Regions from separate parts of the Homo sapiens genome. Here region 2 is linked to region 1. A link is a contact called in ENCODE Hi-C or POLR2A ChIA-PET data. All regions are on one chromosome and are shown on one strand. The core of a region is the stretch at or near the end of the contact, and the rest is flanking DNA. Distances in the headings are between cores, read along the strand shown. Region 1 has its middle 58 kb from the start of MIR4486. Region 2 overlaps NAV2 (neuron navigator 2).

Region 1 (3,885 bases), core at 767-3,266:
ATAAAATGCCCATGTAAGACAGAAAGCACAACAAGTGTTTTTTTATGGATTTAGGGCTATCTTTCCTTTTGTATCTAGAGTCACTGACTACCTTTCCCCTTCCTACCAAGACTAGTGTGCTCTCATTACCTCCCCTGGCCTCTACTTTCTCATCTAGCTAAAGGGAACTCTCACAGCACTTCACTCTCAGTGTTTTAAGGAGAGACTTGCATTCAAAGCTGATGAAAGCAAACCCCCGGCACTGAGTGTGGCACCTAGAAGGCACCCTCTGAGTGGTGGCTGTGGTGCCCACTAGTGTCCCAGGAGATGGATGCCTCCATGGGCATCATGCCTGGCTTGTGGCTGGAGTTTGCAATCCGAGGGCAAGGATTGCTCAGTGATTAGGAGCCTGTGTGCTGTCAGACATCTAATTAGCCATCGTCTTCCCAGGAGACAGCTCAGTTGTGCAATTTTTATTTCCATATTTTACACATTCTCCATCAGCAAGAGAGACCCACGCCAATCTTTCACCAGCCTCATTGTTTGTTTGCATTCCAGCTGTGCCAACTGCCCACTTCTTACTTTACTCTGGTTCCCACCCGCCAGGGAACATGCCTGTTGGCAGGCAGGGTGGGGGTGTGGGGAATAGCTATTACATGTCGCTTCAAAGGCCCATCTTCAAGACCAGCACACTAGGGACAGCTGTATTGGTTGGATTTCCTGCCTGGCACAGGGATCAGTGAGAGCACACCCCCATTACCATCTATTTATAGGGACGGTTTGGTGCGGTACAAAGAACATTGGGTTTGGCATCAAACAGGATTGGTCTTTTTTCTAGCAATTTAATTTACCTCTCTGAGCCTTGGCTTCCTTATCAGTTAAATCAAGACCTTGAATAATTCACATTATGAGGCTGTTGCAAGGCTGTATGCTTCCATACATATTTATTGGGTTTGTCCAAATGAAATAATGTTCATGTCTGCGCTTTGCAAACTGAAAGTGTTGTCTAGGTGGGAGTTATTCCACAATTGCAGACTGTCTTTGATTATTCAACGAGCTTTTATCAAGTTTAGATTATCCAGACTCATTATTATGAGATTATTAAACTGGCCAACCCTTCCTGCCTGCTGTTGCCTGTTTTGTGGTTTTCATTGTGGTCAGTTCAAAGAGGCTGATTCCTTGGAGCAAACTCAGCAGGGAAAGATGTGTCTCCTGAAGCTATTATTGATGGCAGTTGTTCCTATCTCATCGGAATATGCCTTCGACCTTTCTCCTACTTAGAAAACTACTCAGTGCTCTCCACTGGGCTAGAAACCACGGATGTTATAAAAGAAATATAAGCCTGAGTTCATGACTTCTACATGCTCCATCTAACTAGGAGAGCAAAAATCCACACAGCATTTAGCAAGCAGCTTTTATGTGCAAGGCACTGTACCCACATGCATTTTATCCAAACCCTTTAAGAAGATGTTATTAGTCCCACTTCACAGACAAAGAAACTGAAGCCCAAAGAGTTTGTCACTTTCCAAGCTCACACAGCTAGTCAGGGTGGAGCCTGAAGATGCTGCCTCCTTTTGAAACTGTACTACGACTGTCTATTTTGTCTCTTCCTCTTCTACATTCTAAGCTCCTGGGGGTGGGAGCTGGGTCTGTTCATCGCAGTGCCTGGCAGAGGCCCCTCAGAAGACAGCGACCACTGAGATAGCTCATTCCGTGCCCCCAGCTCCTCCCTGTCTCTCCCAACTAACCTCTCCTCCTAGCCACATCCCAGGACTTTTGCCTTCCCGATCTCCCTGCCCGCAATTCAGGGGCCTCTTCTTGGCTGCCAGGTTGTTGAGGCAAGTGAAGGCTTGACCTGGGCCTGGGGCTCCTGGCTAAGCTCCTGATTTTGTCTCCCCAGACAGAGAGGGAGGTCCCTGGCATTCAGGACACTGGGTCCTTACCTGCCAACAGGGCTAAGAGGTACTCAGCCCGCCAAGAGGCCGCGGTGCTCACAGCTGCCAGTGGAGACACAGCCCAGGAGGCCTGGTCAGTGGTTGCCTGGAGATTGAGAAATGTGTTGGCTCCAGCCTGGCTCCCTCATCTGAGAAATCAGGGGAACCTGACCCAACAGCCCAGTGTGTTTCCACAGTGTCTGGGGCAGCCGGCAAATCAGGCCTGCCTGACGGAGCTCGGGCCCAGGGAAAAGCAGCCTGTTCCTTCACTCTCCCCATGTTCACGGACTGCTGCCAGGGGAAGCATTTTGAGTGTTTGCTCAGGCTGGGACTGATGCGCAGGCCTCCTATCTCTGCAGGGTCTAGCCACCGGGTGTCATGGAGAAATGGGGCATGTCTGGCTTCGGCCTTTGCTCCATAAAGTGCACTGGGAGGACCCCTGTTCAGAAGGTAGGCCTAGTTTGGATTCCAAGCTCTACTACTTACCAGCTGTGTGGCCTCTTGGACAAGTCACTTAACTTCTCTGAGCTGCTTCTTTATCTGACAAATGGGGATCATAACAGCAAACTTAATAGAACTGGCATAGGATGGACTTATGAAATAATAAATTTAAACAGCCTAGCACACAGGAAATACTTCATAAAGGTATGTTCCTTCCTTCTGTCACACTGTGCCAAGGCTTCCAAACTTTTTCTTGCCCCTCTCACCTGTGTCCACAACATGCAGAGAGGCCAGAGCTCTGGCTTTGACACTGACCACCGTGGAGCAGGTTTGCTGCATAGGTTTCCCTGCACTGGGCCTGGGCCTTGGTTGCCACCACACTGCTCTCATACCCCCATTGTCCTCAGCACACACATGTGAGGGAGGTGGCATTGAGTAAATGTGTAGGTTATCATCAAGGAACAGCCCATCCTAAATGACAAGAACTTACCAACACAAAGAAGGAAACAACAGACCCTGGGGTCTACTTGAAGGTGGAGGGTGGGAGGAGGGAGGGGAATAGAAAAGATAACTACTGGGTATTGGGCTTAATTCCTGGGTGATGAAATAATCTGTACAACAAACCCCCATGACATGAGTTTACCTGTGTAATAAACCTTCACATGTACCTCCAAACCTAAAAGTTTTTTTTAATTGTGTAAAAAGAAAAGGAACAACCCCTCACAAATATATGTATTAACTGACTTCATTTATTCGTCCATCCATTCATTCGTTCCTTCAAAAAAACATTTACTCAACTGCTACTCTTGGAAGGGACACATATTCTGGACCCCAGGGATATAGAGGTGAGCAAATACAGCCCCTGTCCAGTGTCTAGGAAGTGGGGGAAATGGACAAGGGAAGAGGCAATTAAACATTTCACAGGTTAGGTACATTGGTAGAAGAGAAGGACAGAATTCTGGGGCACTGCAGAGATGAGGCTCCTAACTCAGCCTAGGAAAACAAGATAGGCTTCCCAGAATAAGTGATGCCAGACTGTTGGAGGATAATTAGGAACTATCTAGGCAGAAAATAAAGGGGAAAATGTTGTAGAAGAGATAGTATAGCTTGCAAAGACCTATTGGTTTCAAGAACATGCCCATGTATTTGTTAGAGTACGTTAACTGCTGTAATAAGTGTCTACAAAATTTCAGTGACTTCAAACAATAAAAGTGTGTTTCTTGCTCATGAAGTGGTCCTGCGCTGGTGTTCCTGATTTCATTGTGTGACTCTGCCATCGTTTGGCTCCTTAGAATCTATCACTTCTAGCCATGTCCCCAGGAGGAAACGGAAATTGCTTTTGGTGAATATATAGCAGTATCGCAGGAAGTGATATAAGATGTGGTTGTACTGGTAGGCAAGACCAGAGTGTACAGGCGATATATGCCAAGCTAGGGAGTTTGAATTTTATCCTGAAAGTAGTGCAGAATCATCAGAATTTTTTTAACACAGCAATGCATAATCAGATTTGCTTTTTAGACCAATTACTCCA
Region 2 (3,885 bases), core at 836-3,335, 92 kb after region 1:
CCTGGGAGTGACTCATGTTTACTTCAAAATGTGTGGGCCACAAGTGTGCCAGAGCTGTCAGACCTTCCGGTGTGCAAGCTTTGATCGTTAGAAGACAAGCCTTGAAGGAAAAAACCTCCATTTAGGTGACAAAACCAGATTTAGAATAACCTGGCTTACTTGGGATATCTGCTTAGTGATCTGTGCCTTTAAGTACTAGAGACTTAGGACATCTGAGCCAGAGGAGACCTATGAGGCCATCTGTTCCCATAGCTCCATTGTACAGATGAAGAAACCATGACCCAGAGAGGAGTGTGACTTGCCTCCAGTCACCCAGCTCCAAAGAGCAGAGTAAAAACCAGAACCCAAGCCTTCTGACTGTGGACCAGTATTTTCATCTCAGTTAGTAATCAGATGTTCTGCTCTGAAAGGCCTGATAGCTTAAAGATTGGAACCAGCCCTATGCTATATATTTTTTCCCCTCCTTCTACCAAGTAGTTAAAATGAGTATCTTTTTTTAAGAGACTGGGTGTCTCTCTGTCACCTAGGCTGGAGTGGCGTGACCATGGCTCACTGCAGCCACAAACTCCTGGGCTCAAGGGATCTTCCTGCCTCAGCCTCCCAAGTAGCTGGCATTACAGGTGTGAGCCACCACACCTGGCCCAGAATGAGTGTTCTTAATTGCTTCATATTAGGAAGCTTTTGCACTTGGCTCAAAGAATCAGAAAAATAGGGCCTCTTTGTGGATGGTATAAGTGTGGCAATAGGCCAACACTGACCACCTCCCATAGTCCAGACACTTTACATACATTATCCCCTTTAAGTCTCACAAGGGCACTGGGGGCATTTCATCCCCATTCTATGTATGAGGCTCAGAGGAGGTCAGTAACTTGACCAAGACCACATGGAGCCAGTACTGGGACTGTCTAATTTCAAGTCCATGTTCTTTCTACCCAGCCTCTTAGACCCTTGCTAGCTGGAAGCCAGAGAGACCTGGGTTAAGTTCCTACTTCCCCATTTATTTACGAGGAATCTCACCTTCCTAATGCTAGGGCGAGGCCTGGGGCACAGTAGGCACTTAAGAAATAGTTGTTGAACTGCAGCTTGGACAGGTCTGCCCTGTCAAGCCTCAATTTCCCTGGGTGGTTATAGCATTTCAACACATTGTGCAAGCTAAAGCAGTTCATGTATGTAAAAGTGTGAGGCAGATAAGATCACTGTTATTTACTGAGCACTTACTATGTGCTTGATATTCTCAGCATTTTATGTGGATTTTCCCATTTAATTGCCATAAAAGCAGTAAACACTGAGATGGATACTTTTGTGATTGTTTCCATTGTACAGATGAGCTGGGGCAGGTAAAGCATAAGCAACTTGCCCAAGGTCACACACCCAGTGAGTGGAGGCGCCAGGTCTGAATCTCAGGCAGTGACTACAGAGCTTGCCTCCTTCCCCACAGCATGGTCCTCCCTCAGTGCTGCCGCCCACTAAACCCAAGTCTAGTTGAGGGTGGGGAAGAGAGACACATGCAACTGAGGACACAGAAAGGGAAAGCAACTTGTTTAAGGTCCCCCAGCAAGTGAGAGGTCATAAAACCCAGCAAAGACTTGCTGTCTAAAGTAACACGGGGCCTTGGTCTTTCAAAAGTATTCCCTCTCTAATGGAGAAGGACACGATGTCCTGGAAAGTACTCCTAAACTAGAGACGGTCACCAGGAATCCCGACTGCCTGGTGGACTCCATGGCTTTCCTCTTTGGTCCTTGCCTCTCACTCATTTGGAATCATTCCTTCTCTGGATTGCAGAGCAGAAACCAATATAAATTTGACCCAGTCTCTAGAAATGTTTACCTGGCTAAAAATATGCCAGCTTTGTCATATTTTTAGCCACATTTAGATTTGAAGTATATGAATTGCCCACACCCATGTATTAGGCATGAACTGTTGGTACATTTTGTAACAGGACCTGCTAGTTTTCCATTCCAAAGAACTGGAATTCAGTCAGAAATTTGTCATTTGCAAATACCAACTCTCGCTACATTCCATTGCTGTTTTTAAGAGTGTCTCGTCACCTGGATTGTGAGGAAGCAGGCCATGGGCGAGGCCAGGCTGGCTGGGCTGCCTTGGTGCATTCCCCAGGTCTGGTGGCTTCTAATCGACCTCTGCCTGGCTCTGCCGAGGCCCTCGCCGTTCTGCGGTGTGTTGCCTTTGGATTAGCATAAGGGCAGACAGGGTGCTTATTTTAGAACTGGAAGGAGAGGAGATATATCAATAAAAGAAATGGGAAAGGAAAAATCCCTTCAGTGGTTTAAAAATATCTCTTCCTTAACAGGCTAGATTATTTCATTTCTTAAAAACAACTAGTAATTTTCTCCTCTGAAACAGCATTGGAAAGAGAGGCGTGTCAGACTAAAAAAGGAGGGGCTGAAATGGTGGCCTGTAGTTTTCACTCCCCTGTCCTGTTCCTATAGGATAGGTTATTTTCCCCAGTCTCCCAAAGCCTTCCTATTGACTCTGGAACCTTAGAACTATATCACAAAGACTCTGTTTTCTTACCCCTTCATTTTGAAGATGAGGATGCCACGCCTCAGGGCCTTTGCACTTGCTGCTCTTCCTGCATGGAATGTCTTCCCCAGATACCAACAGCACTCACTCCCTCAGCTCCAGTTCTTTGCTTTGATGTTACCTTATCAGAGAGGTGCCTTTCCTGAGTTTAGAACTGACTGTGAGCTGCCCACAGTAGAATGTGGGAATCAGGGTTGCCAACAGGCACGATTCCACTTTGTTTTCAGATTTTCTTTTTTATTTTTCTTTTCTGCCCACTTTTTGTGATCTAAACACTTGCTAACAAAAGTATGGTCTGTGGCCTGGTTGTAATGGCATCACCTGGAAGCTTGTTAGAAATGCAGAATCCCAGGCCTTGCCCCAGACCTGCTGAATCAACATCTGTATTTTAATAAGATCCCGGATGACATATACAGAAATGAAAGTTTAAGAAACAGAAGAGCATTTATGCCCTCAACCCCTTCAGAAGAAGAATCTAAGAGAAACCCCATCCCACAAAGTACTGTCGCCACCTCTGTCTGGAGGCACAGGCCCAACTGCCTCAAATAACCCCCTATGGTTGAAGATGGGAGGGATGGATGGAGTCACCCTAGAAGAGGACCTCATAAGACAGACTTCCGAAATCCATAGCTACTCTGTTTCTTACATCTCTCATGTTGCTTAGGGTAATTCACCTGTACACTGGGCTTTGTAGCTAATGTTTGGTCACCATGACCAGAGACTGTTATCTACTTGGTAGCTGCAGAGGGAAGGGAAACCCAGTCTTCAACCTGGGAGTGCAGCAGTAATTAGAGGGCCTTGACTCCCCACTCTGCCAGGTGTGCCTGGGCTGGTTGAGATAGCACCTTTCAGGAGCTGGAGGTAGTTCCATCCAGCCCGTCTCACAAATGGCTGTGAATGCCTCTCTAGATCCTTCAGCAAAGACAGGTCAGCTATTCCCACAGTCTGAATAGAAACCAACTCCCACAGTCCTTTGCTGTTTGGAAATCTTCCAGTTCTTGAGTCCCCCAAATCACATTGCATCATTCTAGCATGTGGTTATGTAGGAGGCAGGATGCTTCCCAGGGCACCAGTGGGAGGGGCTCACTCCCTCTCCATTGCCTTGTCTAATGCTCAGGGAAGCCCTCTCAATGGGCAGGTGCTGTGCAAATCTAATCTGCCTGTGGAGGCATTTCTTTCAATCACCCTGCAATTGTGCATTGATTTGGGGAAAGCCCATTGATAAGAGTAGAGCAGAATAACTGAGCTCCTGAATTAGGCTGCTTGATGAAATTATTGTCTAATGCTGATGTTGGAGCCTTTTTCCCTTGTTCTGTGTAAATCAGGGCTATTTTAAAGCTGTCA

The links. Hi-C counts contacts between places; a loop is a spot of excess contacts on that map. ChIA-PET counts read pairs that join two places held with the same protein, here RNA polymerase II (POLR2A). Pooled maps may share reads with other maps.
Region 2: a map of ascending aorta shows a loop between it and region 1 (2.2-fold over the local background). The contact joins two enhancer-like sites. A Hi-C loop is called at or near these places in 7 of 168 maps with a recorded cell type or tissue (MCF 10A, Right ventricle myocardium inferior, ascending aorta and 4 more) and 9 of 50 pooled maps. POLR2A ChIA-PET finds 5 or more read pairs at or near these places in 2 of 52 experiments (AG04450 and MCF 10A).

What each region holds. Positions count from the first base shown.
Region 1 is chr11:19,631,454-19,635,338 of GRCh38, forward strand. It overlaps a transcript of NAV2 not described here. Among named protein-coding and RNA genes, the nearest start is that of MIR4486, 58 kb to the left of the region's middle. Within about 2 kb of position 2,017, at least 11 of the 41 ENCODE cell types and tissues checked have a DNase peak (open chromatin) inside an H3K27ac peak, as active enhancers do; they include ascending aorta, where a contact is called at or near this core.
Region 2 is chr11:19,723,871-19,727,755 of GRCh38, forward strand. All of the region lies in intron 1 of NAV2 (neuron navigator 2), which reads left to right. Among named protein-coding and RNA genes, the nearest start is that of LEISA1, 11 kb to the left of the region's middle. Within about 2 kb of position 2,086, at least 14 of the 41 ENCODE cell types and tissues checked have a DNase peak (open chromatin) inside an H3K27ac peak, as active enhancers do; they include ascending aorta, where a contact is called at or near this core.